Regions from separate parts of the Homo sapiens genome. Here all the other regions are linked to region 4. The links are chromatin loops, found by intact Hi-C in ENCODE. Cell type or tissue: MCF 10A. All regions are shown on one strand. Links, peaks and the distances in the headings refer to the core of each region. The heading gives the core; the rest is flanking DNA.

Evidence for each region. A loop is a pair of places that touch in the nucleus more often than their neighbours do. Peaks named below come from ENCODE experiments on the same cell type or tissue, not always from the same donor. Only the 100,000 strongest peaks of a DNase experiment are listed, where the experiment ranks them.
Region 1: it touches region 4 in a loop (4-fold over the local background); 4 of 110 quality-filtered maps call a loop at or near these places.
Region 2: a loop joins it to region 4, with 5 times the contacts of the local background. A loop is called at or near these places in 25 of 110 quality-filtered maps.
Region 3: it touches region 4 in a loop (12-fold over the local background); 25 of 110 quality-filtered maps call a loop at or near these places.
Region 5: it touches region 4 in a loop (10-fold over the local background); 5 of 110 quality-filtered maps call a loop at or near these places.

What each region holds. Positions count from the first base shown.
Region 1 is chr5:161,848,727-161,854,799 of GRCh38, reverse strand. It overlaps GABRA1 (gamma-aminobutyric acid type A receptor subunit alpha1), which reads right to left. Exons shown (of 10, transcript NM_001127644.2): 2 at 3,916-4,004; 3 at 530-642. The coding sequence starts at 3,989. It overlaps LOC105377696 (a long non-coding RNA gene), which reads left to right and starts at 4,207. Exons shown (of 3, transcript XR_941158.4): 1 at 4,207-4,280. In MCF 10A, for the core only: a CTCF peak has its summit at 2,951 (motif pointing left); no DNase peak of the experiment used is centred there.
Region 2 is chr5:163,404,940-163,411,271 of GRCh38, reverse strand. The region is part of intron 1 of LOC105377700 (a long non-coding RNA gene); the gene reads left to right. Among named protein-coding and RNA genes, the nearest start is that of CCNG1, 29 kb to the left of the region's middle. RefSeq lists a silencer at 4,024-4,223. In MCF 10A, for the core only: a CTCF peak has its summit at 2,646 (motif pointing right); a DNase peak (open chromatin) is centred at 2,641.
Region 3 is chr5:163,344,416-163,350,747 of GRCh38, reverse strand. All of the region lies in intron 1 of LOC105377700 (a long non-coding RNA gene), which reads left to right. Among named protein-coding and RNA genes, the nearest start is that of CCNG1, 90 kb to the left of the region's middle. In MCF 10A, for the core only: CTCF peaks have their summits at 2,976 (motif pointing right) and 4,763; a DNase peak (open chromatin) is centred at 2,977.
Region 4 is chr5:161,542,182-161,547,555 of GRCh38, reverse strand. GABRB2 (gamma-aminobutyric acid type A receptor subunit beta2) reads left to right here and starts at 831. Exons shown (of 10, transcript NM_001371727.1): 1 at 831-989; 2 at 1,143-1,234; 3 at 2,262-2,329. The coding sequence starts at 913. In MCF 10A, for the core only: a CTCF peak has its summit at 3,074 (motif pointing left); a DNase peak (open chromatin) is centred at 3,085.
Region 5 is chr5:161,672,421-161,678,752 of GRCh38, reverse strand. No RefSeq gene overlaps it. Among named protein-coding and RNA genes, the nearest start is that of GABRA6, 10 kb to the left of the region's middle. In MCF 10A, for the core only: a CTCF peak has its summit at 2,435; no DNase peak of the experiment used is centred there.

The DNA.
Region 1 (6,073 bases), core at 1-5,000, 310 kb before region 4:
ACAGAAAATTAGGGTATAAGTTCAAATGCACAGTTAAACCACAACACTACCATCTATCTCATTCCCCTATTATCCTAGAGGTGGTGGCAATTTAACACATAATAGTGGATCAATATGAAATATTCCAAAATAAATGTTTGAACCAATAGAATCAAAGATATCCTGTTGGAATTAAATGCAAACATACCAGTACCAGGTGAGATAGCTGCAGTCATTGTGCTGGAAGATAGAATATTATCCCAGTTTTTACCTATATGATAAAATCGTTACACAGAAAGTACTGTGCTTATCATATAAATGTAGCATCTGCTTCGTGTCATTATTAGAAGTTTGTGTCTGCCTTTTACTACGTATGGATATGAAACTACAGAGTAACTTGAATTAACATAGAGTGATCCATTAAAAATAGATTTGTCATTAAATTACATGTCACCATTTTTATTATTTGACCATTTAGAGGTAAATTAAGGCTGTGATAGTAAAGATCTCATATTATTCTCTAAAACAAAAATACAATAATGCAACCTACCTCCCAATCCTGGTCTCAGGCGATTGTCATAACCATCTAGGAGTCTGTCCAAAATCCTGGTGAAGACAGTGGTATTGTCTTTAAGTTCATCTTGTAATGACGGCTGTCCATAGCTGAAAAAAAACATAAAGAGAAGCAATAGCTAAATTATACATTTCTACTAAAACCTCTTTCCAAATAAATCCTTTCTCAGTTTTTCTACTTTGGTTTCTACTGAATCTTAACTTGAAAATTATTTTTTCACAAGGTAAAAAGGAATGTTATTTTTAAACTCTGGGCATTTAATTATATTTTTAATTTTCAGTTTTTAAATGTGAAAGGAAAATTGTAAGAAATGACTTCTGTCTGTTTACTTTTTGAATTCTTATCATGTTTATTACGTTGCAATGCACGTCTTCTCTGAGCAAGCAAGAATGCTAATGCACATAAAAAAAAATAGAGAAAACAAACCTAGGAAAGTTCTTTCCAAATTAAAAAGAGTTACCAAAACAACTGATTTTCTTTTTTATTTAACATGCAGCAAAAGCCTAAGTTTTTACCTACCAACATCCTTTCCTTCATTCACTTCATATAGGTCTGTGTTTTGGTGGGATTTTCTTGATGTTCTTTTAAGAGATTTAGGTAAAACATTTCTTAGGACAATTATATTTTTACATCAGTGTGCAAATTTCCATTCCTCTTAAGATTCATGACCCAATGATTAAAATTTGTCTGCTCAAACATCTAATTAATTTTTATTATTTCTAGTCTCAGATGTAAAAAGAACCTTTAGAAAGATCAAGTTCAATAATCTTAATTTGTGGTTGACTAAGCTGTAGCACAGTTTTAGTGTTTTGTTTAAGAAGGCACACCTATTTGTGAGCAAACCTTGACCTAGAACCTAGCTTTCTTCAAATTCTAGTCTGAAACTTTATTTTCTTCTTCTATATTGGGATAATTATTTATATTTAAACGTTGCTAGTTGGAGATGTAGCCTGTGTCCCTTACCATTATTAGTCTTTGTGTTTCGACCACATAGTGACCTCAGTTCAAAAATTGTGTATTTCCTACATCAATCACATTGCTATCTATGCTCCTTGAATCATATTTTATGTGATGATTAGCATGACAACTCCAAAATCCTTTGAGAGAATTGTTTTCTATCTTAGGATGGATCACATTTACTGATATATTTCAATCATAGTTCTGACCTTGAGTACAAAAGCAAAATGAATATAGGGTGTAAACTAAGAAACTGCCACAAATATATCACTTTTGTATTTTCTACTTAATATACTTTGGGCTTCATTCCTGTGTGTTGATGTTACTGATAAATATAAGAAAAATAGTAACATTTGAAGCCAGAATTCACTTATTTGACAGCAGCAAGATATATGATCAAAAAATCATTTCAAAAACAAACACTGTTTTGCAGGTAATTAATTTCGTATCGGCAAAATGCAATGGCTATTATTCTGATAAAGTTTTAATTTGATAAAGTTACTAAAACTAAAGGCTATCCATAATATTGGATATATGTAATGTGTCTCTTTGAAACAATTTTTCATTCTCCTAATTTCAACATTGATGCCATGCAGATTGAGGGCTTACTCTCTTTTGGCAAAATTAAACATCTTGCTGTTTTTTTAAATCAAATTTTCAACAAGCTAAGTGTCTTCCAGTATGTCTCATTGGCAGAAGACAACAGTAAGGCAAAAATAGTTTTGTGAATGCAATTATTTATAAAAACTCATTGTCACAAAATCAACTGCCATTCCTGCATCTTTCAAGGATGCTGGAAGGTCATCTTGATAAAGATGGAAAATAAATGCTAGAACACCCTAAGTTGTGAGGAGGCCCTGATCGGGAACTCTGAGGAAGAAAGCAATACAATAAGAAGAAATAAAAGATGAAATGGGGTAACATGACTAAATAAACTTAAATTATTAAAACAATTCTTAAAATATAGAGTGTTTATTACCTTTATCTACACCCTCTAAGTTTTTACAGCTTATATAAAATTCAGAAAATGCTTTTCTTCCTGGTTTTGTCTTACAAATGTTTTCACCAATTGTTTGCATTGGAATGCAGATGCCCAAAGAGACCACTGCCTTTTCCCCAAGACCAGTTCTGCTTTCCCAGCTGGAATGGAAATCTTTATTTTACGTGATTTTTTAATGACATTTCATCTTTACTTCTAACTTACTATGTCAAGTTTTAATTGCCAGAAAAAAACCCTACGAATAAGATGCTTATTCATTTTGTATTAAACACTCATCCCAATGTAGTGTTTCCTAAACTGAATATATATTTTGAAGAGAAATGCCAGTTACATTACCTGATTTTGATTCCATATGAACCACTATATAATAAAACACTGTGCACTAACTCCATCTACAGGTCATTGCAATAGTAACACTTCATATAATTTTTCAAAAGCAGTAAAGACATTTAACTTCTCTCATTAAGGATATCTGATAATAATGCCTGTCTGTCAGTGTTTACCATACACAATAGCAAAAAACAACAACAGAAAACTTCTGAATTAAAATAAATCTTCCTAAATTCATATGTCTTTCCAGACTATTCCATCTCCCTATCTTAACTCTTAAGAGTTCCCTTGCCATTACATTTTGAATAAACTCATGTTTTTATTATATGTCTGACCTTCTTATGGGTCACAGGAATAGGCTACACAAGAAATACAAAAGCAGATAAAGAAAAATCTGTAATACTTAGTCATGTAAATAGTTTCTATTATATTAATTTCACATGCTTGATTGGATCATTAGAACATATTTTGACTATGATTAAGCTTTATAAACAATTAGTAATTGTTTTTTTAATAGGGAAATTTGATTTTACCAAAGTTCTTAAATATTTGTCTCATATAGTCCACTTTTATTAGTTATATAGATAACAATTTCAAAACGTGATATGCATATGCATTTAGAGAGACGTGATTTTCAAATAACAGATATTATTTAAAACTTTCCATTTCTATAAACACAAAAGTTACTCTATGATCTTTACAATAGGCTAGAAATTTTCTTGTTGTTAAATCAGGTTACACAGTATGCAACCACTAATTGGGGTAACTTTTTCTATGAATTAGGAAACCGCACGTTTTGTTCAGTTCCAACTGAACAGTGAGAAGTTCAATCTAAGACTTAAATGTTGAATTAATACATGTCTTAACAATGGCTTGTTAATTGTATTCTAACTAACGTGCAAACATAATGATTTGTTTCATACTGCTCCTCTTTATTCTTAGCTGGAAATTATTGCAGTTAAGTTTTCTGAATTCCCTTAGTCATAAATTCATTTGAGGACAATTTTCTTCCCCCGATAAAATAAATGAAAAGTTACAGAAATTTTCATGCAGATTTTTAAAAAAGTGTCCCCACCTTCTTCCAGTCAGTGTGCTCAGAAGGAGGATCCAGGCCCAAAGACAGTCAGACAGACCTGGACTTTTCCTCATCGCGGGCTGGAGCAGCTGAAAAGTAGAATAAGTAGAGATCAATGTCTCTAGCAAGAAACATCAGGTTATAACCACCAGGGCTGACTGAGGCAGTTTAGATGAATGCTTTGAAGTCAGGAAATGACCTCACTGGGATATGACACCTCATTGGAAGCAATGGAAACCTGGACCATCCATTCTCCACTTTCCCTTCCATTTCTCCATTCAGAAATATATCAGTGTCCTTATTCTCCTGTAAAAGAATACAAGCTGAAACGCTTTCAGGTGACAGTATTGCTCAACATAAAAACTGTGAGTTGTTTATCTCTAGGTTTTATATTTAGAATATAGTTTGGTTTATTCTCTTCTTGTTGTTTATCATCTAAATATTTGGACTTTTAAGATTTCAGTTTCCACAGTGAACTGTGCATTAAAATTTTTAAGCTGGTGTCTCTAACAGGAAGAACATATTTAGGGATTGGAGGGGATAGGTTAACATGTTGTGATGGCTGAATTCCTCTTTGAATTCTGCAGGTACCTTGATTTCAGAAGCAACTGTATTTATTTCTATTTAAAAACATAGGAAACACACTGTTGAATGCCGGAGTCGTGCTTTTATTCTGTTCCTGTGACTGCTTTGTTAAACATGCTTCCTAATGTTTCTGTGAAGCTAAAGGACACACTTTATAGTCAAGCCATGTGCTGATCTCTCTCACATACAAACCACACACACACACACACACACACACAAATGCACACAAACATGCCCACACATATCTTTCAAGCCCTCTCAAATTCTGCCAGGTTGCTGCTAGAAAATGTTTCATCTCAAACAGATGGAAGCTGGAGTGCTTTGCTTTGCATGAATAAAGGGATCTTTTTACCTCTTAGGTAAAGTGCAATCAATCACCATCTGATTGTTGAATTTAGACTTGGTAGTGGAATGTTGGAGAACTGGAAGAGTACAGAAAGCTTAGAGAATTAAAAATGTATATAGTCTATGTGTGGAGTCAGTTTTCGAAATTCAATGCACTACCTGGATAAGGAGCAGCTATGGTAACATTTTAATGTGCTGTAATTAATTCCAGTCATAATATAAGGAATGTTCAAAGTATTTAATCTATATTTCTTTGTAGGGTAAGTGATTAATAGACTGCAATCTTTTAAAGCTTCTTTTTCATTAAACCCTCTATAGTTTAATGTGGTATGCCTTTAAATACATCTACAAAATGCTTTCTGCAGTCTCGGGAAATCATTTAAATCACTAAAAACCATTACAAACAGGCTTGTAAGCAATGAAACATAATATGTTTAGAGCGAAATGGTCTAGAGATAAGAACTCTGAGCCTCGTCATAGCTTTTCCTTAATTTAGTAATTTAGTGACTGGTTTTGAAACAGATTAGTTGACTATGACAAGAAATCTTGGATAAATATTATGTTAAAATGCTACATCTAAATTGCAAAATTTTAATTTACCCTTTTACTAATCTTCATCGTTTGTTACAAGGGAAAAACAACTTTTCTTAGCCCTATTAATTTTTGTTGATCTTTTTAAAAAGATTGAATATCTGAATGGGTAAACAAAACACAGCAAAACCATTTGACAAGGCACCATAGATTTTTGCCCTCTTCTGACATTTTTAAAAGAGAAAAACAAACCTATCATGGCACTTCAGTTGTTAAGAAAGTTTCTTGCAAATACAAACATAATAGTTTAAAAGAAAGGCTAAGCTGCAGTCTTACCACTTTCTACCTTCAACCTCCCCCTCCCCCAGACACACGCTCCAAACGTTACCATCCCATGCCATCCATATCAAAGACTAAGTTGAGTTTTCGTGTTCAGAATGGGAGAGACCCCTACACAAGAGGGCATTTCACCAGCGTCCACTGGAAAGGGAAAAACAGGCAATTTTGCAGCCAGGACAAGAGCGTGCCTTCCCTAGGATGATGGAACAGTGAGACAGGTTTTCCGTCCCAGCGTCTTAACTTTAGATGATGGCCCCCGACGCCCCTCCCCAACTCACCCCAGCTCCCCCTTGCAAATAAATAAATAAATAAAAGACCAAAACAACATGCCACCACCCACCCTGCGGAATACATTCAA
Region 2 (6,332 bases), core at 543-5,542, 1.9 Mb before region 4:
AACTCATTACAAAGGCCTAATTCATTTTTCCTGATTGGCCCACACTGCTTCTCCGTCCTCTGGGATGCTGCAGTACTATTCTGTTTGTGCGCCTGTCTCACAGGAGTGATTAGCAGATCTTTATACTCGGTGTCTCTAGCATGATGCCTGATGTACCATAAGGCTTCAATGTGTTTGTTGAACTTAAGCAAAGCATCGCTTGCATCATGTCCTGAGTGTAAGCCTGGCTCACACTCAGCCGTGATATGTTATTCAGATCACAGCCACTCACGATACTCTGGGAAGTCAGCACGCTCCTACCAAGGCCAGACATCTCTGAACTGGAAAACACTTTACTCAGAGCTACCCATTTTTTTTTATGTCTTATAGAAGGGGCCAAGTGGAGAGGGCAGCTACTCATGTACTCATTTTTATTCATTCGTTTGTTCATCCATTTAAGAAACACTGAACACCTATTCTGAGCCAGGCCCTGCCCCAGGCATTTGAGATACAATGTGTGTATGGTAAAACCCTCAGCATCTGGGCTGGGATTGGAACAAGTGAACACTCAATTTACATTTATTGTGGTCATGGCCTGAGTGTGGAAGGAAGTGTAGAGTGCTGTGAAAGTCCTCAGACAGGCCCCGAACCTAGACTAGTGGTCAGGGAGATTGTCCTGGAGGAAGTGACATAAATACTGAGACTTGGAGAGAGAGGGTGGTCACCTCAAGTGCAGTGGTGGCAGTGGAGAATTTCAGAAATGTAGGTGGTAACATAGGAAAGTTTGTTTTTTTGTTTTTTTTGTTTTTGTTTTTGTTTTTTTAGACAGTGTCTCGCTCTGTCACCCAGGCTGGAGTGCAGTGTGTGATCTTGGCTTACTGCAACATCTGCCTCCTGGGTTCAAGCGATTCTCCTGCCTCAGCCTCCCGAGTAGCTGGGACTACAGGCGCATGCCATCATGCCCAGCTAATTTTTGTATTTTTAGTAGAGACAGGGTTTTGTCATGTTGGTCAGGCTGGTCTCGAACTCCTGACCTCAGGTGATCCACCGCCTTGGCCTCCCAAAGTGCTGGGATTACAGGCGTGACCCACAGCACCCAGCTGCAGGGAGGATTTTAAAGGCAAAAAAAGGGGGACAGGGAGCGGCTGATATAAAATTGTCAGGAATTCTCATTGGTTTATAGAAATAACAGTGATTAATGATTGGCTACACATTGTTAAGTTATAGAGTATGGATTATGGTGTCCATTGTTGCATTGTTAGATAATTTATAGCTACTTATAGCAACAGTAAGCAGTTTCAAGAGATGAATACATAGTTCAAAGGGCATATGCTGGTCTCATTTTAATGTCTCTCTAGGCCTGGTAATTTAAAATAATTTGTGTTGTTCACATGTTAATTTCTTGTCTCAGCCTGCAGAAATGCCTTTTAAAAATGGTCTTGCTCATTAGCTGTGTCTTATTATGAAATTGTGTCATTAGAAGTTGGTCCATCATTCCCAAATTGTGGTCCCCAGATAAACAATATCGTATTCTAGGGGTCAAGGAGAAAACTTCCCCTTTGCCCTCTGAAGGTTTGCTGAAAAATGAACTCACAAAAGGCAGATTAATTAGAGAAAAGGCATACAAAATTTATTAACGTGTACGTGGGAAGGACTACAGTGTGACTGCCCAACCCCGTAATGGAATGCAACTTGAGCTTACAGAAATAATGAAGGCTCACTGCATGGCCGAAACCAGGTTATGGTGGTCAATCAGGTTATAGTGGCAAGACAGGTTATGGGACGGGGAGAAGAAGTGGCTTGTTTAGAAAAGGTGATCTTGTTAGGTAACAAAGTAGCAACCTTCAGAGAGATAGGTGGTAAATGTTTCTTTCTGATGTTTAAAGGTGTCAGACTCTCAGGTAATCTTCCTACATCTGGACAAGGGAGGACCTAGCTGCATTAATGTAGATTCTCTACAGATGCAAATCTTCCCCACTAAAGATAGCCTTGCAGGGCCACTTCTGTTTGCGGGCTCTTTGACAACCATCTATCTCCCAAAATATGTCAAGTAAATATACTTTGGGGTAAAAAATTTTGATTTCCTTCAATAGTATCTGGGAACTCATTAGAAAGTCACATTGTCAGAAAGTGTAGTGATGGGGCCCCCATATTCTGAGCTTTAAAAAGCCCTCCAGAATATTCTGATGCACTTTGATGCAGCTGGAGAGACACTGCCTTGAAGAATTGCATCCTTAGCTAAATACATAGTAAAACCCAACGCAAAGTCAAATAGTATCTAAGTGAAATCAAATCAAAATGCAAATCCCCATGGGGATACTTTGCAGTAGGAATTATTTTTAATAAGATTACAAAGTAAATGAATCAGATTCTTTTTAATGTAACAGCTGACTGACAGCTGGTTTTGACAGGGTGAAAGCCTGTGAGACCACAGAACAGCAAGGCCTTGGCTGGGAATGTGGGGCACACAGTGGAGGAGAACTCGAAGAATGTGTTAGTAGTTTCGTTGCTGTGATTAAGGAAGTTGGCATGTTGCTGCCAATCAAATCTTGTGTTGAGGGGGTGTTTTTAAAATTAGAGATGCCTTTTGGAAAGATTCTCTAGCTCTGGTTCCTGAACACAAGGGGTTTGGTGTTCCTCCATGTAGCCACTAGATGGCAGGCTCACGCCATTTTTCAAGCAGCCAACCCTGTCTAAATTTAGGGGGGGAAATGAGCCTAGGAATTTGAAAAGGGTGCCAGCTTATTCGTTTTTATCCTGCGCGTGGTTTTGACATTCTATTTTTTTGGACTTCATCCATTAATTATGACACTCAAAGTTTTTTGTTCACTGAGAGGCAAAGAGCCAAAGCTTTAATTAAACCCGTGGGGGCACTGCCTTGCGGCAGAGAAGGGTAACTACCATGTGCCAGCGCTTACATAAATTGTTTCATTTAATTCTCACAGCATCCTCATGAAATAAGTGTTGTTATCCACAGTTTTACATAGGAGAAAACTGACGGTCAGAGAGGCTTAGCAAGAGCCCAAGACCACCCAGCTGAAAGGTAGAAATGAATTTGCCAGTAAACCACGCTCATTAAATTCTTGAGGAATAGTCATTGCAATTAGTAGATTTATTGCAATCTTAGGAAAGTACAGCTAGATTCAGCCCGAGGTTTTATGATGAAATGAGAATTATACACGTTTTTTTTTAAAAAAATATATTCTCAGTATTGCAACATTCTAAGTTCCACTGGTTTTATTTGCAGAATGGCATGTTAGCCTTTTCTAGATTTATTATAGAAAATAAATCAGTTTATTTTTATGTTTTTTGAGACAGAATCTCTCACTATGTCGCCCAGGCTGGAGTGGTGGAGAGGCGCAATCTCGGCTCACAGCAACTTCCGCCTCCCAGTTCAAGCGATTCTCCTGCCTCAGCCTCCCGAGTAGCTGGGATTACAGGCACCCACCAGCACGCCTGGCTAATTTTTGTATTTTTAGTAGAGACAGGGTTTTGCCATGTTAACTAGGCAGGTCTTGAACTCCTGACCTCAAGTGATCCGCCCGCCTCGGTCTCCCAGAGTGCTGGGATTACAGGTGTGAGCCACCGTGCTCGGCTGGAAATAAATCAGTTTTAATTAGGATTTAGAAATTAAATCTCTGAATCTAACTGAATGTTAGAATTGTAACCCCTAAGCTCCAAACTGTAATCTATTTGCATAGAAATTTAGGTGTGATTTTCTTGTAGCAGGCACCACTTTCTACTTTGTATTAAAATTGCATCAGTTCCTGAAATCCTCTACTTCCTTGTGAATCCAGGAAGACAGGCTCCTTGCCTGAGTCATTTTTTAATATTTTTGGCTTACGTTGCCTTTATTGATTGTTTTCCCAAAGCATTCAACTTAGTTCTCATAGAAATAGCAACTTTTCTCCCTTTTTGCCCTAAGTTTTCTTTGCCTTGTGTATTAAATTTTACTGTCTAATTACAAACACACTCTTAGTAAGCATGCAACACAGCTGGAGGCAGCAGAAGTGTGTGGGCATTCCAGGAAGTCACATACAAGCCTCAAACATTCAGCCTGCCCTGGCCACTAGTCAGTAGGTTTTGCAGAGGTGCTCGAGAATTTGCATTAATCTACTGAGTCTAGTAAGAGAGTTTCTACTGTATCTGGATTGTGTCTCTCAGATAGGCTGACAAAACCACAAGGTGGAAACCATGAATGGTATTAGTCCATCTCAATAATAAAGCAACATTTGGCTGCCATTTTATCTGTCTGACTTTTCTGAATCAACTGATATCTCGGCATCATATAGAGGCACCTTTGTGTGTGTGTGTGTGTGTGTGTGTGTGTGTGTTTGAGACAGAGTTTTGCTCTGTTGCCCAGGCTGGAGTGCAGTAGCACGAACTTGACTCACTGCAACCTCCCGCCTCCCAGGCTTAAGTGATTCTCCTGCCTCAGCCTCCTGAGTAGCTGGGATTACAGGAGTGTGCCACCACGCCTGGCTAATTTTTTGTATTTTTAGTAGAGACAGGGTTTTGCCACATTGCCCAGGCTGGTCTCGAACCCCTGAGCTCAGACAATCTGCCCGAGAGGCAACTTGTTGGGAGAAATAACCAGTTTGAATGAGAGATCCTGTAAGGATTGGTTGATCTTCTTGGGGAAGAAAAACTAAGCAAAATAATTAACCACGTGAAGAAACGATTTAACAGACACTTCTCTTGTCAGGCAAGGGAAGTAATGTTTATTGAGCTCCAATTTTATGCTGTGCACTGAGTCAGAGATTGCACACATGCCACCTGATTCGCTCCTTACAACAGTATGATAAATTAAAAATTCTTATTCCCATTTTACCGATAAGGAAACTCAGTCTCAGAACACTTTCAGTAACTTACATGTGATAAAACAGGTAGTAAGTGGCAGGAAGTTATCAGGAAGAGTGTGTGTAATCAGGGCTGGGGCAACACTGGTGCAAAATAATTTATGATAAGTGAAACATCTACAATTTTCGTAAGAACAGGATCAGTAATAACGTTGTGCTGAACCATACTGGAGCCCGAAGCCAAGGGAATTTTTTGATGCCCCTTAAATTCTGTGCCAAGACAGGAGCCTCATTTGCTTCGCCCTAGGCCCAGCCCTGCAAATACTACAAAGTGCTTGTTCAGAAAGCTTTTTTCCAACATTTATCTAATAACAATTTATTGACTGGCTACTGTGCACCCGTCACTATGATCGGGTTTTGAAACAAAACATTAAGTTAGAATGTACCTGATTTCTGCTTTCCTGATACTTGTGGAACACCCTGCTCAAAGCTGGAAAGTATTATTATACAATAGATGACTCTTAGCTGGAAAGTATTATTAGATAATAGATGACTCTTAGTCACTTACTCCTTTGTTGTAGATAAGGAAAATGTGGCAAACTAGAGCCATGGAATTGGACTTTCATGGCCCCCATGTCTCTGCTGAATTTTGTAACTTCAGAAAACAATTTGTAGATTGAGATCACAAAGTCTTATGTTTGATGTGTTGAATAAACCATGTTCTTCAAGATCTTCTCTTTCATTAGTATCCCTTGACCAGGCAGATTGGAATATTGTCCTAATCATGGAGACCATACGTTATCTTTCAGTTTCATAGTGATTACAAGCATGAGTTTTGGCACAGCCAGACTTGAGTCTGTGAGTTATTAAGAACAATTGGGGCCTGGTGTGGTGGCTCAAGCCTGTAATTCCAGCACTTTGGGAGGCCGACGCGGGTGGATCATGAGGTCAGGAGATCAAGACCATCCTGGCTAACAGTGAAACCCTGTCTCTACTAAAAATCCAAAAATAATTAGGTGGGCATGGTGGCATGTGCCTGTAATCCCAGCTACTCAGGAGGCTGAGGCAGGAGAATCCTTTGAACCCGGGAGGCAGAGATTGCAGTGAGCCGAGATTGCGCCACTGCACTACACTCCAGCCTGGGCGACAGAGGGAGACTCCGTCAAAAAAAAAAAAAAAGAAAAAAGAAAAATAAATAAATTAAAAAAAGGACAACTGGTATCCCAGTTCTACTGGTAACTTTGGAGAACTTATTTAACATCTCTGTACTACTGTTTCATCAGTAAATGGTGGGTAATAAGAGTAGTAAGCTAAACTATATCAGGTGCTTACAACAATTCATGGTACATAGTAGGTGCTTAATATAAGTGAGCTTCTACTATTATAGTAACGGCCGCAATAGTTCTGTCACTAACTCTGTGATCCTCTGTAAATTACTTGGCTTATGTAAGCTTTAGTTATCTCAATTGACAAATGAAAGAAAATAATTGTACCTACCTCCTGAGGCTCTTGTGCTGACTAAGGCAGAGAATAAATGAAGATCACTTGGCTTGG
Region 3 (6,332 bases), core at 667-5,666, 1.8 Mb before region 4:
GAAGCAGTTGGGGTCTGACCATGCAGAGAACTGCAAGGCACTCAAGAGGATCTGGATTTTTATCTTAAGAGCAATGGAAAGCCTTTGGAGGGTTTTAAGTACAGGAGCATTGTGTTCCCATTTTCATGCCCAGGTGGTTCAGATTCAATAACTTTTTGGCATAGAGGACATAGATAACAAATATAGGAAAGGTCACTCATCAACAGAGGGCAATGCCTCAGTTTCAGTCCCACAAATGTCCTGCAAATCCTACTGCTGAAGTCATGCTTCCATTATTATGCTCCCTGCTGATCTGAGACTGGATTTGATCAGATGGAGCTGTGTTTAACGGACAGTCCTCTTCTCTGCAGAAACATTTTGGTGCAGTCCTGCAGATTTCAGATAACCTAATGGCGAGAATTCTGTTCTTTCAGTGGGAAACCATAGCAACAGGCCACTTAGGAGGCACACTATATAATCTATCTGTTCTTCACTTAGTATTCTGCAGTCCTGAAATAGTCATCATTGCCTAATATGAGTATGCAAAAGGTCAGGCAAATATAAGCCCCATGACAGTGCAGTTCTCTCTCTAACCACAGGGTAGGGGCAGGGAAGGCATCCTCTGTTGGAGGCAAGAATCAGATTTATTGGGGCCAGGAAGGAGAAAGGATTTGGGACCAGCAGCTCTTTGTTTTAATACAAATTGTAAACCAATCTTTAATCTCCAAGTACATAGAATTGCTCCTTTTCTAAAACTGTATACATAGATAAGCTCGGTATTGTACTTGGTACAATAAATGCTAAACTGCAAGGTTTAGGGTTCAGAACATTTATGTCCTAGCATTTGCGATGCCACAGCACATCTCCTCATCTGCTTTAGGTGAAAAATAGTAATCCATAAGCCCTTTGATAATTGCATGTAGGATTCAGGACTACAAAGAGCCAAAATTTCCAGCTTAGTATCCATCAAAGCATATAGTTTAAAAGGATCTTTGGTAAAAAACAGGTGGAAATGGTAAGCTCTTTAGGGAAGAGGATTCAAAACAGTTGGTCACCGTGTAATTTGGTTAGCATTTGGTAGGTGGAAAATGGAGAGCCATAGAAAGAACAAAAAAAGAGAGAGGAAAAGGAAAAGGATCTTTTTGGGCTTCCCACTATGCTAGTAAGACTTTTGGAAATGTATATATTTATATATATACACATATTACTACTACTTTGGTAAGCTGTCTGAGGGCAAGGCTTCTTTTACTTGCCCTCAGATTGCTTACCATAGTTGTAGTAATTAAGTAGTAAGGTATTTATATATATATGTTTGTATATATAAAGCACATCTTAAGGTGCCACTTTCTTTTTCTTTTTAAACCCTAACTGGAAAAGTTTTCCCTTTTTCTTTCTCCCCTGTGATCTCACTGGGTCTTGCATTTCCATTTTGATTTCTGGTGCTTGGCACTGGTACCATTTTGTGAAGTGGTTCTCCGAGCAGCCATCCCTAAGTGCTCCAGTGGGCTGTATTCTACGTCTATCACCCTCTCCCTAATGCAAGCACCACAAAGCCTGGTGGCTAAGAATATTTACCTACCACCATTGTTGATTCACATCATTGGTTTTTCAATGGCTCACTAAGAAGACCTTTAAAGAGATCACACAAGTTACATGGACATGACACCATGGCCAGAAGCCTATGGGAAGAGAGGGATGAACCCCAGTGTAAAATGGACATTTGCTAGGCGGACTGCACCTGAAGTTTAGAAAGGGAGAAATCAGAGCTCCTGGAAATGATGCCCAGAGGTATTTAGTTTGCTTCACTTTTTTATCTATCCTTTATTCTTTCATTTATTGAACAAATATTCTTTGAGCTTCTATTTGCCTGGTGTTGTGCTAAGTATTGGGGACACAACAGAGAAACGAATAGACGTAGTTCCTACCCAAAGAATATCATGGTCTGCTGTGGAAACAAATAGGTAGGCAATTAGAATACAGTGTGATGAGGATCATGAGCCTTGGTCATGTGATTTTTTTTTTTTTTTTTTTTGAGACGGAGTCTCGCTCTGTCACCCAGGCTGGAGTTCAGTGGCGCAATCTTGGCTCACTGTAAGCTCCACCCCCTGGGTTCATGCCATTCTCCTGCCTCAGCCTCCTGAGAAGCTGGGACTACAGGCGCCCACCACCACGCCCAGCTAATTTTTTTGTATTTTTAGTAGAGACGGGGTTTTACCGTGTTAGCCAGGATGGTCTTGATCTCCTGACCTCATGATCCACCCGCCTTAGCCTCCCGAAGTGCTGGGATTACAGGCATGAGCCACCGCGCCGGCTGGTCATGTGATTTTATGTGTGTGAGAAATAAACTTTTCTTGGTGTAAGCCACTGAGATTTTATGGCTGGTTGTTGCTACAGTATAGCCTATCTTACCATAGCTAACAGGCTGTATCTGCATGAAGAGGGATTATGCCAGCCTAAGTAATCTCTTAAGCCTTGTTTTTTCATGCTTCAGGAAGGAAGAGCTTTCAGAGGCCAGGATTCATTTCACAAATTGATCTCTAGCCACAATATTGTAGAAATTGGCCTTTCTTTATTTCTGTCTTACTAAGAAAGAAAGCTAGGATCGGTATTCCTTCTGTTTACCTTATATTTATAGTCTTCCTGTGCTTTAGCTGATTTTGGCATCTGAGGAAATTTCACACCATCAATTCTCAAAAACCAAGGAGGGAGTTCTGTTTTTTTCCCAGCTTCCATGTGCCTGCTTGATACAAATACAGCTGAGTAATTTTTCCCTACTTCTTGCCCTTCTAGAGCACCAAAGATGTCTTGTCTTTAACATTATTGTTTTTTTCATATTGTGCAACATTTTCAAGCAACAAGAGAAATTACCTACAGCTGCCTATCAGCAGGGCTGGGGCAAAGAGATTACAAAAGAAGTTTTATTTTAAATGAAATTGAACTAGTTTCTTCAACACAAAATATGCAGGCTGTCTCTTCCAGCCGTTTGCCGGAAGGGGGCAGTATAAGAACATGGTTTGCTCATCCCTTACTGCACCAACTCATTTAAGAATCTGCATTTCAGAGTGTTTATATTAGGAATCACACTAAGTGTTTTGTGAAATTATTTTTACATATATTTCCAGGGCTGAGAAATTTCAGAGCGCTCTGAAAAAAAAAAAAAAAAAAAGACCCAACATGCATGAGAGTTTTTTAATGGACTTGGTTTATACCCCTGAAGACCAAAGTGGATTTCTTTTCTTTTCTTTTCTTTTTTTAAGCTGAAAGGCTGGACAAAATGTAGGCTGGAGGAAGACCAGGCACATGAATTTAAGCCCATACTGGCCTTTGTCTTGTTTCTTCTACTCTTGGTGGAATGGTTAATGCAGAGTGAAAACTATTTGCAGAATTTGGCTTTCTCATATCCTTTCTCTGACTAGAGGCAGCTAAAACTCAGCAGTCCTTTAAAAAGGATTCCTAAATCAGCACGAATTCAGCATATTCAAGTGCACCAACAACTAGATATTTTGGAGTAGAAATGCTGAATCTGACAGGTGTGGTGGAAACAACAGTGGCTTCTGAGTGTGTCGGTGAAAGTCTGCGTGGACTTCAGCTTCTTTATTAACTACAGGGAATGAATAAGAATCTCTATGACCCTTTTTATATTTGAATATCTATGATTCCAAAATCTGGAATTATTATTCTACTACTATTATTACTAATACTACTGCTACTGTAAATGACATTTATTACACTATTAATATCTGCAAGGGATATTAATGAATGCTTCCCATTCATTATGTCCTTCGGTTTTTACAGCAATACAATGAGGTAAACATTATCAACCTGATTTTATAGGCTACAAAGCTGAGGATCAGAGAAGTTTAATGAATTGTCCAACGTCACAAAGCTAGCAAAGGGTGAGAACTTGATCTAGATCCAAATATTCTGACTCCAAAAGTCTCTATCTATGCTTAACCTTTGCTATGCTATTTTTTTTCTTTTAAATTCTAGCACTTGTCTCTTTCTTTGGTCTCTGACATACCCATGCGTGGTGCCAGGCTAATATGATTACTGTCTTTGGCCACTAGCCTTTGCCTCTGCCCATCCCAGTTTCTAAGGCTCCCACTACCCTCTTCCTGTATATCTAAATATTATTCATTCTTCAAGTTCTAGTTTATGCCTGTGCTCTTGCCTGACTCCTTTAGCCCATGTGAATCAGTTTTTCTCCTGGAATTTTATTGCACTTATAAACCATTCTATATAATTTAGACTCAACTCGATCTTGTCTGTCATTTTGCTCTGTGTTTTAAATAAGTTGGCTTCGTCAATATTAACCATAGTGCAAGGCTCCTGAGGATGGAAAACACATCTTAGTCCTTTTAAGCTCCTGCTATGAAGAGTGCAGGGTTGCATAACAAGTTGGGGATCAATAATTTCTTCTTGTTTGCTAGAGATAGACCTCAGGCAAAAATGATCTCTTTTACTTCCAAAAATTATGGCAGTCTCTGAGAAAAATAGTTTTCTAGTCTTGCTTTAAAAACAAAACTAAAAACAAAACAACAAAAACCTAAGAAATTTCAAACCTCCCTGGCCAATATTGTTACTTATTTCACAAGTTGAACAATCAGAAATTATTATTATTATTATCATTACTATCATATAAATGGTTAACATTTATAGGTTATTATATTCCAAGCATTGGGCTTAGTTGTTTTACATGAATTTTATTTCTGTATTCAAAATAGCACTATCAGGAGAGCAAGTCTCTCACTTTATAGACAGTATAGCAGGTTTAGAGAGGTTGAATAATTCATATAAGCTCTCACAGAGCTGGTTAGTGGCAGAACGAGGACTATAGCCTATTTTTTTTTTTTTTTCCTGATTTCAGGCCTGGTTTTCTTGTGTTTGGCTTAATTGCACCGTGTTGCAAATTTGCTTGTTCCTACAAATGACAATGCATGTCTGTTTTTCAAACATACCTGTTCCCCTCCACCTAGAAAACTGTCTAGCTTATTATTTTTAGATCTATATTTTAAATACTCATCTCCAACCAAGTGTCCAGTGGGAATCTGGCCGTCCTCATGATAGTAGACTGAATTAGGGTTCTCCAAGGATGTCTACATCCTAGTCCCTGGAACCCATGAGTACCGCAAATGTTGCAGATGTTGCAGAAAGTTTGCAGAATGTGGTTAAGAGTCGTAAGTTGGAATTATCCTACATCATTCAGTGGACCTTGAAGATAACCCTAATGGCCCTTATAAGAGGCAGGCAAGAAGGTCAAAGACAGGAGAAGGCTGTGTGATCATGGAAGTGGATATTGAAGCGATGCTGCCAGGAGTTCAGGAATGCTGCAGCTGTTAGAAGCTGGAAAAGGCAGGAAACAGATGTGCCTCTGGAGCCTTTGTAAGGATAGCCTTGCCAACATCCTGATTTTAGCTCCTTAAAACACGTGTTGACCTCTGGTCTCCAAAGTATAAGAGAATAAATTTGTGTTATTTTAAGCTGCTGAGTTTGTAATTTTTTTTAAAATAACAGCAATAGGAAACTAGTACTCTAAGAGTTCCATTGGATATACACACTTTCATGGCCTGAGGAGCAGGACTGGGTCCGATTGCTTATACTAAACCCTTACTCTTGCCTCTTGGAGCTACAGGGGATGACTCCATCTGAAAGGAGTGAAGAAACTAGGGCCAGCTCTAAATGCTGTCTAGTGTCTAGGCAGTAATAAGTGGGCAGTACAGGAGAAAACTGCAATCATACCCTCAATCCACTGAAGTTTTTTTTTTATTTTGACAAAGTAGGGGAAAGCTGATGGGACAAGATGTGACTTCATAATGTACCATGGAATGAGATGGGCTTACTGTTTGAGGGCTTTAATGAAGGTAGTTCTTTATTTTGTTGTGTTTGTTTTTGACCCCTTAGTAGATGATGTAGTTTGGGTATTTAGTCCTCCTAAATCTCATGTTGAAATGTAATCCCCAGTGCTGGAGGTAGGGCGGGATGGGAGGTGTTAGAGGCATGGGGGTGGATTCCTCACGAAAGGCTTGGTGCTGTCCTTGTGATAGTGAGTGAGTTCTCCAGAGACCTGGCTATTTAAAAAATGTGTAGCACCGGCCGGGCGCGGTGGCTCATGCCTGTAATCCCAGCACTTTGAGAGGCCGAGGTGGGCGGATCACGAGGTCAGGAGATCGAGACCATCCTGGCTAACACGGTGAAATCCCGTCTCTACTAAAAATACAAAAACAAAATTAGCCGGCGTGGTGGCAGGCGCCTGTAGTCCCAGCTATTCGGGAGGCTGAGGCAGGAGAATGGCGCGAACCAGGGAGGCGGAGCTTGCAGTGAGCCGAGATCGCGCCGCTGCACTCCAGCCTGGG
Region 4 (5,374 bases), core at 375-5,374:
CGGACTAGCGGGTCAGGAACGTCACACGGCGAGAAAACAGGACCCCGAGGTTTTCTTCTCTGGGAATAGGGGGCAAAGGGTGAGGAGAGGAGAAAGAAATCGCTCGTGAGTAGTGAAGAAAAGCTTGCTCTTTGACTACTAGAAGAGACCAGCCATTATTTTATTCTTTTCTTTCTCTTTCTTCCTTTTTTATTTTTCCGTGCCTTTCTTATTCTGTACCCGCCTCCCCAACCCCCCGCCCCAAATCCAACGGGTTGCTCAGCATTCCTCCCATTGGTTTTTTCCCTCCCTCCCGCTTCGACTCCCAACGCCCCCTCCCCCCTCCTCCCACCCGCTGCACAACCCCCGCCCCCCCCATCCCAGTCTCGCCCCAGGCAGGGCATGCTATTTGCCAAGGAAATAAAGTTCAAACTCCTTGCCCCGTGTCCGGCTGAGACCAGAAGTGGGCTTACCGGCACCTATCTTCCGCTGGCACGCCACACCTGCTCTCCTCTAATTTTCTAATCTGGTTTTGCATATTTAAAAGGACACACACACACACCAAAAACCCACAACCCGCTCGGTGCAAAACTGCCTCTTGCAACTACCGAAACTTACCAGACGCTGTAGTTATTTTGTCTTAACGAAAGGATAACAACAAAAATTTTATTCTGGATGCTGCTGTGGGGTGACTTTTCTATATTATTCAAATATGTATGTATTATACATATACATGTTTTTCCTTTTTCCCTTTTAATTTTTTTTTTTTTTTTTAAACAAGGAAATCTGCTCGGTCCCCGGCAGCCGCCGCTTCCCCTTTGATGTTTTGGTACGCCGTGCGCATGCGCCTCACATTAGAATTACTGCACTGGGCAGACTAAGTTGGATCTCCTCTCTTCAGTGAAACCCTCAATTCCATCAAAAACTAAAGGGATGTGGAGAGTGCGGAAAAGGGGCTACTTTGGGATTTGGTCCTTCCCCTTAATAATCGCCGCTGTCTGTGCGCAGAGGTAAGTGTGCCCAGCGTTTCTCTTTTCCGTTCTCACTTTGAAGGGTTCTGTCTGCATACCTCTGTGAGCAGGGAAATGTAGTAGGGATCCGATGCTGAAAACGCTATGCCTGCTTCCTTATTGATGCCTGCTTATTGTCATTTCTTTCTTTAGTGTCAATGACCCTAGTAATATGTCGCTGGTTAAAGAGACGGTGGATAGACTCCTGAAAGGCTATGACATTCGTCTGAGACCAGATTTTGGAGGTAATGGGGTTGCCTTGCAAATAAGTCCAGCCACAGCCGAAGCTGTCTTTTGAGCTTTGTGCGCGCTCTCTTCCCTCTCCCTAGTTGTGGGTGCATGTGGTGTCCTGAATGTGTCTCTATTTTACCATATTGAGAAACTGATCAAAACTTAAGCTGGATTATTGCTACCCACCACTTCCGTGGTCTTTCAATGAGACCCTCTTAGTGTGTACTCAAATTTGGTGACTGCTGTCTTTCAGCTTCACTGTTATGAATCCTTTGCTTCCCTGCCTTTGCTTTGTTGAGACACAAACCTCTTAAGTTTAGTTAATGGTGTGCCGAGAGAACCCGGCTTGCGGAAGGCCACCGTTAACATTTTTTAGGACAAGACGTGCAGGCAGTTGGTTGAGAGGTGGCGTTAACCCCCTGTGCCTGCCTACTTTGGAAGAGTTCTTCTGGCCAGGGTTACAGTGGCTCATGTCTGGATATAATCCACTCCTCCCAGCCTCACAGAAATGGGGAGGACTGGGGGATGGGAGGGTAGGGAGAAAATGGGAGGGTTAGAGAAGGTAGGGGAAAGAAGAATCTCTCTCTGGCTGCAGCCCTAGATATGCTGATAGACTCACTTAATATTGCTTCAGACTCTTATGAAGCTCAAAGAGTTAAAACCTGTGCACAGAAGGGGGTGGGAAAGACTGAGGAGGAGGGGGTTTCAGCGCAAAATATAAAAATCCCTTAGACTAGAAGGATTCTTGTGCTTCTGTGAGTTGTGTGCATTCACATGCTGAGACATATGCATATGTAGACAGAGCTGGAATCCCTTGTTCACAGCATACGTGTGTGCATATTCAATACAGCATTTGTTAGAGGAGTGTGTGCCTGCTACCTTTTTTTTTTTTTTTTTTAACAAAAAAAGCAGAGAATTGAAAAATTTGAGATTGAGTAGTGCAGAAGGGTTTTGGGCAGAGTGTCTTATGCTCAGGGATAACTCTTGCTGAGAATGAATGAAGTTCAAAGAAATCACGTGGCTGGCCGTCTTGCTTTGCAGGTCCCCCCGTGGCTGTGGGGATGAACATTGACATTGCCAGCATCGATATGGTTTCTGAAGTCAATATGGTGAGTATTGACATTTATGACTACTTCTTTGCAAACTTTCGTTTGGGGACAGGAAGGAGAAATGAGCCAGCTATTGGGGGTGGGGGTGTGCTTGGCTATGTGTATGAGGTGGGGGTGAGAGCATGGAATTTCACCCTAGAATACCCTGTGTTGAGGTTAGAGAGTTGACTCTTTCTGGTCCCTAAGGATTTTTTCAACCTGGTTCAGATACTTGGAGTAAAATGCATCACACATTCATGTGTAAAACGCAACCACGTGCAGGAGACCCCCTACAGAAGCCTCATCTCCTCAGGCTCAATGAGAAACCCAGTTCATTAAGTGATTTTCTGGATTTGATGTGGGGTCATGGGAAGAAGGGAGAGTTTTGATTTGACATTTAATGGAGAATATAGCCTACAAACAAAACTAATAAAGGCCCTGGAATACTGATGCCCACTCGTTGCTTTCAAAGATCACTGTTTACTGTTAATGGCAAGCCCCCATCCCCCATTCCTGCCCCAACTCCATTGTTTGCTGCTTGCTTTAATCCCTCCTGCCCACCAAAATAAAAATTGGCCATCCTGTTTCTAAAAGGTAGGCTCAGACCCATGTGTCATCCCCGTTCACTTTAGCAATTCATTCACCACATGTCCTAAGCTTGTACAGTTAATTGACAGCAGTACTCCTTAGTGGCTGCCTCCGTGGACTTGGGGCAAGTGTTAAGAGGAAAAAGCCTGTGTTCCCAACTAGGAAACACGTGTTGGGGGGTTTGCTTCAATCGGGAGCTCCCCCTGCTGCCCATATTGGAACACTGCAGACATGCAATGCGATGACAAGCGTCCCAGACGCCCCCACATACTTGGGGGCATTCCTCCAGTGACTTTTCTACTCTGTGTTTTTAAAATCTCATGCTTTGGAGAAGTCCCTCTAGATAGGCCACATTTTAATGTAGAATTCCAGTGTTACTTTCAGTCCTGATAGTACACAGCACGTTTCAGAAGGTTGTGTTTTGGCATAGTTCTGTCTAGAAATTGGATTAATTATTAAATAAAGGGGTATAGTATATAAACTTTTATGCAAAACATTTCTAAGCCACCCCTCAGGACTTGAAAATTAGTTCTCAACATTATATAAATTTCCATATTCCCAGAATTCAAACAAGAAGAAGCTCAGTAACCAACATAGTCCTCATACACTGTCTAAAGATAAGAGATAATCCCGAGATTTCATAAGATTCTGAAGCAAATGAATACTGTGCTTATACCTTATGAGTATGCAAGGGAATTCTGCTATTTCTGAAATGTTTTAATGACATTAATCTTCTCATATTCTAATTTAGAGAAAGTTTTTATCACATGCAATATAAACGCAGACTAAAGATAATATTGGATGTTTCAGAACCAAAAATTTCCCTCACATTATGAAAATCTGTGTGGTTAGAGAATGTTTCTTGGGATAGTATTTAATTTCTCAGATATACAAATATTCACTTTTGGTGAATTTGAAAGGTCTTTTATCAGTTTATATTTTGAGCTTCAGCATAAAAATAAAAGATGTCTTAATGTGGGTACCTTCTTATGTCTCAGGAATGTGAATCTAAATTATGCTGTTTAAAACAAAGTAATATAGAAATCAGGTGTGATTCTGTGCATCCTACACGTGATTGATTCAGACTCCTCTCTTTTGCATTTTGCTTTTTTTATGCTCTTCTCTCAGTCCCAAGTCTTATTTTACCACCACCTCCCTCTTTAGAGCATCACAAAATGAGATTTTGTGAAACATATCAAGAAAAATTTAGAACCCAAAGAGATAATCATGAGATGACTAGAGGTTGCTGCAGTAGGTTAGCTAATAACTTAAAGGTATTATATCCTAACATTGTTTAGAGTGGTAGAATTTTTATTTTTCTTTCCTTTAAGTTCTATTCATTTTTTGCCTACATGCAACATTTTGGAGAGATATCTGAGGTGGAAACAATGCCAAGACCTGCTAGTCAAAATATAGATCCAGTTAAGGCAAGGTGTCATCACTTAAAGCTATTTACTGTTGCTGAAAAATCATGAGATGTTGAAGTGCAAAAATGAATATCAGGTTGTAAATGGGACAACATTGCAACATTAATGATTAGAACCAAGTGTTGAAAATTCCAAGCCAGATTCCTTACTTAGCCTTATGCTACACCCATGGATTTGTCCAGCTAGATTGTCACTTGTTGAAAAATTAACATTTTTTTCAGCTTCCAACCTTAATAACCTAAAATTATCTTCAAAGAAATTTTTTTGTGATGTTTGTTTTATTTTTTAAAGATGATTATTTGTTTTGAAGCAACAGATGGGAAATTCCATCTCTGGTGTCTAAATAACAGATGTTTATGGTGTGTTGTACCCTGTATGTAGGTCTGAGTGTTAGGGCCTTTTGATTAGCTTCAGGTGTGAAAGAATGGTTGATTGGTTACTTAAATGAAACTTCAAAATTGATTTAACAGACACATTTATCCCTCATTATCCTTTGTGGACTGCAGTCTCTGGTAATTGTAACTTTCTCTTATGATATAGCATGTCTTTCTTTGAAGAATGGTAGGGAACCAGACCATTTAAATTGTCATTGACTCATTTGTACTGGACAAATAAATGTCCATGTCAGTGTGATGCTCCTTGTAAATCACAATGATAGAAAGACCCTGAAGTGAATCAGGAGTCTCAGATGCGAGTTCTACTTCTGATGCTTAGTCATCCTGAGGATATTCACAGATAGACTGGGCTCACTTTACTCATTCATTAAAGGGGAGTAATAGTCCCATTTTACCTATCTTGGGTGAATACCAGAATATAGATATACCTTGTTTTATTCTAGCTTGCTTTATTGTGCCTTGCAAACATTGCATTTTTATAAATTGAAGGTTTGTGGCAACCTTGAAATGAGCAAGTCTATAATGAGCCTGTTTCTCTAGTAGCATGTGTTCACTTTGTGTCTCTGTGTCACATTTTGGTAATTATCACAATATTTCAAATTGTTTCATTATTATTATATTTTCTGTGGTGATCAGTGATCAGTGATCTCTGATGT
Region 5 (6,332 bases), core at 538-5,537, 130 kb before region 4:
TGACCTCATGATCCGCCCACCTCAGCCTCCCAAAGTGCTAGGATTATAGACTTGAGCTACCATGCCTGGCTGGGGATGTATGTTTTCTGAGGAAATTACATGGTCCCCATGAACATTCAGCAGGACACTGAGGCTACTTGTGGGTATTCTAAAGAAGATCTGATTGATAGACATCTCAAGTCAATATTTGGAGTAATGAAAACTCTACCACAGAGTTTCTTTGGAGTGACATGAGAAAGGAAATTTAAAGATATCCCTGGTGGTACAATGTACTGTTAAGGAGAAAAAAAGGAGAGGGCTTACGGAGTTATACTAAAAGAGGGAGCAAAAGTAAAGGATTATATAATAACATTTATTGAACACAACATATTTCAAGCATATGCAATGATACTGTCTCTAATCTGTGCAACTACTTTACAAAATAGCCTTTTTATGTTCATTTTACAAAAGAGGAGAATGAGACTCACAAAAATATGTTATTACCTGAGGACTCAGAGCTATTATTACCTCTGATGCCAAAATACACTCTTTTATACATTGTGCTTTGTGCATTATATCAGATCTGATCCTTTCTCTAAAGTTAGGGCTCTTAAACTCTCTGGACCAATAATAGTTTTTATATTGTTGTTAAATAATACCCACCATCTCAGTGGACACTGTGACTAAATCCCCATGTGATCCCTTTGGAGGATCCGGTGCAATAAGGACCTAATTGCTCTGGGAAGCAAAGGACAATAAAGCGACACTTCTCTGGACTGCAGCTTTAAATTGTTTTGGCTTGGTTAGGAGTAGAAAGTTGAGTACATGAGAGGGCATTCTGGGACCCCCAAAAAATATAGGCAGGGAATAGCTGTTTCAATCTTCAAAACACAAATACCAAAGAACCAAAAAGACACTTCTTAAAGAGCACATGTATATGAATGTATGATTTATATTTGCTCAACTGGTATTCATTCAATTTAACTTTTATTTATCAAGTGGTTTTTTATATTTTGAGAAAGATCACCTTCAGAAAGCTCACATTCTAGGTATCCCTATGCAACATAATAGTACTGGCAAGATGTCAGGTGCTAAAAAGTAGAATTGTTAGCCATGTGCTATGGAGACACTGAATGAGGAGGCACCAATGGTAAAGAATGGGATCAGGGATTATTTCATCAAAGAAATGATATTTGGGCTAAAATTCTGAGATTGAATAAACTGTTAGCAGATTAGAAAAGACCATTTCAGGCTGCATTATGAGCTCAGAGGTGACACAATGCATGTTGTGTTTGTAAACAACAAACCAAGAAAATAGAGGAAGCAAAGAGAAATGCAATAGATGAAAAGACTGGAAGAGAAGACGGAGTCCTATAGAGGAGCATGCTCCTCACTGGAGGATTTGAGAAAAGGCATGGACTTCTATAGCAGACCAGAACATGACTGCCTAAACAATTTTTAACAGCATTGTTTCTCTGAGAATTGCCCTCAGGAATAAAATCAGGGAGGCTGTTAGAAATTCAGGCATGAAATAGGGCCTTGCAATGTTTGTGCTACAGGCTTAACCATGTATTGATTAGAGGCCTTTGGAATCAGGAAACTTGAAGTCACCAGCAGGCAAGTTACTTATGAAAATTATTTGCTATCTCTAGGCATCATTGTCCTTACCTATGAAATGGGGTAATCGGTTCATGACAAGGATGAAATGAAATGTGCATGGAAGTAATTATCATGGGGCACATCCATAGTAAACAATAAATAAAAATATCTATCAACATCATCACCACCATCATCACCATAATCATCATTGTCATCATCATTTTTGGCCATGTCAAACCTTTTCTCTCCAGCATTTAGAAATGGGATTGAGAAATTAGCGTTTGCTCAGTGTCATTTCCTAAGGCTGTCGGTTTTGGGGGCAGGCATGTTTGGCTGAGTTAATGCAACAACAGAGACAGAAAGAAACCGAACTGCAGCAGCCCCATGGAAGGAGGCATAGGCAAGAGTCACTGCAACCCCAAAATCTGAGAGAGCAGCTGTCTGGATCTCTGACAGCCTCCCTGATTTTATTCCTTCATAATCTAGGTGTCATTTCTGCCTTTGGTTTCCCCCAAGAAAGGGTTGTGTCTTTATTATAAATTCCTCTTTTTTCTTCAAGGCAACTTAAATGTTTTCTATCACTGGGTTCTCAAAGGAGCTTAACTCAGAAGGCTGTATTCCAAATATGAAAGCAGAATTTCAGATTGTGACAATACAGTAGGACACTCAGATAGGTCGTGTGACCCACAAGAGAGAAAACCTAGAAAAGGTGGAATCCTGGACTTGCTTCCTGGCCATTCCAGAAAGGATCAAGCTAATTGGCAGTTACTTAATGAACTGCTGCTTAATGAGTCTCTCACACCTCCATGGAACAGAATAAGCACGTTAGTAAACTGTGTGAACTCTTTCAGGCCACTAGGGGACTACTGAGCATTGTCTTCTGGCAGTGCTACTCATGCCCTGGAATCTGCCTATTTATCAAATGCTTGGAGTATAGAAAAGAGAGGACAGAATTTTGGGTTCAAGCCCAGTGATGTGCTCTGGGGAAATGTTACAGAAGCACAAGCAGAATGGAAGTCAATTAAACATGGATTCTGTTGGACTTGGATAAGATGTAAACTCCAAAGCTACTGTCATGCACAGGGACATTCTCAGAGCAAGAGTACAAATAAAATGTTGAAGTGCCTTGGAAAGGTCAGAGGATTTCATGGGAATACAGGTTCTTCATGTTATTATGTGAAGAATATTAATGTGTTCTTCATATTATTATTTTAAATGACAGTGTTTTGTATTAGGATTAAATGTAAAAAAATTGCCATTTTTATATGAGTGATTCAATGTGACAGAAGAAAAATATAAATAATGGTGGGTTCGGGGGACTCAGAGAAGAAGCTAAGAGGTGTTTGATGCACAATTTGGAGCTACTGACTCATTGGTGATTGATAACATTGCACCAAAAAAAATTGGTAAAGATTCTCTCTAACAAATCCTGACTCTCCAAGAAATAAATGAGTTATTTAAAATAGATTTTTAACAAACAGGCTTTGGAGAGAATGTGCTAGGAGTAGAGTATTTGGTACTGTCAAAATTAAAAGAGGTATATAACTGTGGACTTGCTGTGGGTTTATTGTTGTCATCCTTTTGCTTATTAAGGAACATGTTAGTTATTAAAACAGAAAGATCTAACTTCCAGCGGTAAAACAAAATGGCTTACATTTCTTACACTAGAAAAAATATGGAGGGAGGCAACTCCTGGCTTTGGCAGCTAAGAGACAGCAGAGCTGACATCTCTGTATTTCATGTTGCCTTAACTTGTGATTGCCTCAGTTTCATATCGGCATTCAACAGAAGTAAAAAACTTAGTCACATGGCCACCTCTAGCTACAGTGTGGCTAGGGAAATTGTAAGCTACCCCTTGATTTCTGAATTGGAAAATTAGAAAATTAATATATATGGATAAATGTTCAGATGAATTCTACAAAATATCTTTTGTTACTATTGAAACCTAGGAAAATGAACAGATTTCAATAGCAAGGGATAGTCTTATTAAGTTTTTCATTCTTTAAATTGTAGGTGGCAGAGAAAGATGAGAGTTGGAAATCATTATTAAATTGGCCATCTGAAAGATTTGTCACAGTCAGAGAACTCCCTCCAGGCATATTAATTACAGCAGGTATCCTTGACTCTGGGATGAATACTTAGGGAGTAGAGTGTAGCCTGCACTTCTGTTGCCACTGCCCACTCAGCTTTTGGGCCATGCTCAATCTGCACACATATGTACAGAAGCCTAGCGAACTAGTGAATGGCCCATTCTAATGAGAATTATGAGAAGTCCTTTCCTAAAAGTCATTAGTATTTTTAAGATATTCTGAAGAATTCCATTGCCATTGAATATGAGTAATGCAGTTACTTTCCAAGAGCTGATGGCAAGTGAGACCTGATATTTAGTTAAAGAATCCAGGCCTTCAAAAGGCCTGAAATTCATGAAACACATTAGTTTGGCACTTCCCAGAATTTCCCTTTTTGTGTTGTATTTCTAAGTTATATACTGGCAGTTTTTTAAAGTTTCTTACAGGAAATGATTTTTACAAATTAAAGCTATTCCATCAATTAGTATTCATTTTATTAAATCCCACCTGAGAAATTTCATATAAAATTAAGTGATAGGAAAATCTTTGTCTTCATGAGGATTTGACATGCTTTCTTCTTTCTACAAATGCATAACTGAGGGTGTTTCTCCTTGCAGCCTTGCTGCCAGGGAACTCAAAGTCAAAACTGAAGTATAGCTGACTTTTGTTGGTGTTGGTCTTCTATTATTCTTGTGCCTGTTTTTCTATTGCTACTCTGTACTTAGTACTTGTCTTGTTTTAGGAGGTTCCTCAAAATTCTGCAGGAAGGAGTGGGATGCAAATAAATAGTAGTGAATGAGATAGTAATTGATGATTTTCTTGGGCCACTGAGTTATTCGAATCAATTATATTCATATTACCTATCGATTACTTGATCTGGAGTAGTGTTTAAACTAAAACTGAGAACAAAATGGATGAATCCAGAATGGAGAAGACATTAACTCTTAAAGGAGACTTAGAACCAGAAGGTTCTAGGAAAATCAGGCACTAAACTGTAGAGTATATGTTTTACAGAAAGGAGACAGTTACTGTTCACCTTCAGCCAACTTATATTTGAAACTACTTGAGTAAAATATTACATATCTTCCAGTCTTTAAAGAAGAAATTTTTCTTTATGTGAAACTGCCATTTTTAATGTTAATTTTTTTAATTTGGTTTTTACATACATTAATATTTACTTATTTTGGTGTATAGCTCTTTGAATTATTATAAACCCCAAAATTTACTCCCCCAAATTTCCCTTATGCTGCTGTTTTGTAGCCAAACCTTCCAAAAATCCCTAATCTCTGGCATCCACCAATGGTGTTTTTCACAGCTATACTTTTGTCTTCTTCAGAATGTCATACACACAGCACATAATCTAATGGTTAGGTTTTTTCACTTAGCATAATTCGTTAGAGATGTATCCATGTTGTTGACCGCGTCAGTAATTTGTTCAAATTTTAAAGAAAAGTAGTATTTTATTGTAACAATATACCACAATTTGTTTATCCATTCATCAATTAAATGACAACTGGGTTGTTTCCAATTTTTAGTGATTATGAATAATGCTGCTATAAACATTCATATGGAGATTTTTGTGTAAATGTAAGTTTTCTGTTACTTAGATTAAATATCTAGGAGTGAGATTGCTAGGTTGTTTTATAAATTGATGACTAATTTGATTTAAAAACTACCAAAATATCTTCCAAAGTATATGTATTATTTTATACACCTATCAGCAATTTATGAGAGTTTCAGTTGCTCCAAATTTATACCAGTACTTGGCACAATTGTTTATCATTCTAATAGGTGCACAGTGGCATTGTTTTAATCTCCTTTTCCTAATGACCAATAAGCATAATTGCTTATTTGCTATGTATATATCTTGGTTCAAACTTTTTGCGTATTTTGAGAATATTCTATTGTTTATTATTTTTAAACTTTAAGAGTTCTTAACATTTTCTAAATAAACACCTTTTCAAATAGGTAATTTGCTCCCAGTCAGTAACTTGACTTTTCATTATTTAACAGCGTCTTTTGCAGAACAAGGATATTTAATTTTGAGGAAGTCCAATATGTCAATGTTTTCTATAATAAGGTACAATTTGGTGGTAATATTTAAACCACAATGAGATACAATCTAATGCCAGTCAGAATGGCTATTATTAAAAAGTCAAAAATAATGCTGGGGAGTTTATGGAGAAAAAAGAACGTTTACACACTGTTGGTAGGAGTTTAAATTAATTCAGCCATCATAGAAGATGATGTGGCAATTCCTCAAAGACCTAGAGGCAGAAATACCATTCAACCCAGCAATTCCATTACTGGGTATATACCCAAAGGAATATGAAATCATTATATTATAAATAAACATGTACTCATATGTTCATTGCAGCACTATTCTAAAGTGCAAATACATGGAATCAACCTATATACCCATCAAGGATAGACTGAATAAAGAAAATGTGGCAGGCACATATACACCATGGAATACTATGCAGCCAAAAAAAAGAATGAAATTATATCCTTTACAGGGACATAGATGGAGCTGGAGGTCATTATTGTTAGCAAACTAACACAGAAACAGACAACCAAATACCACATGTTCTCACTTATAAGTGGGAACTAAATGATGAGAACACATGGACACATAGCAGGGAACAACACACACTGGGGCCTTTTGGAAGGTGGAAGGTGTGAGGA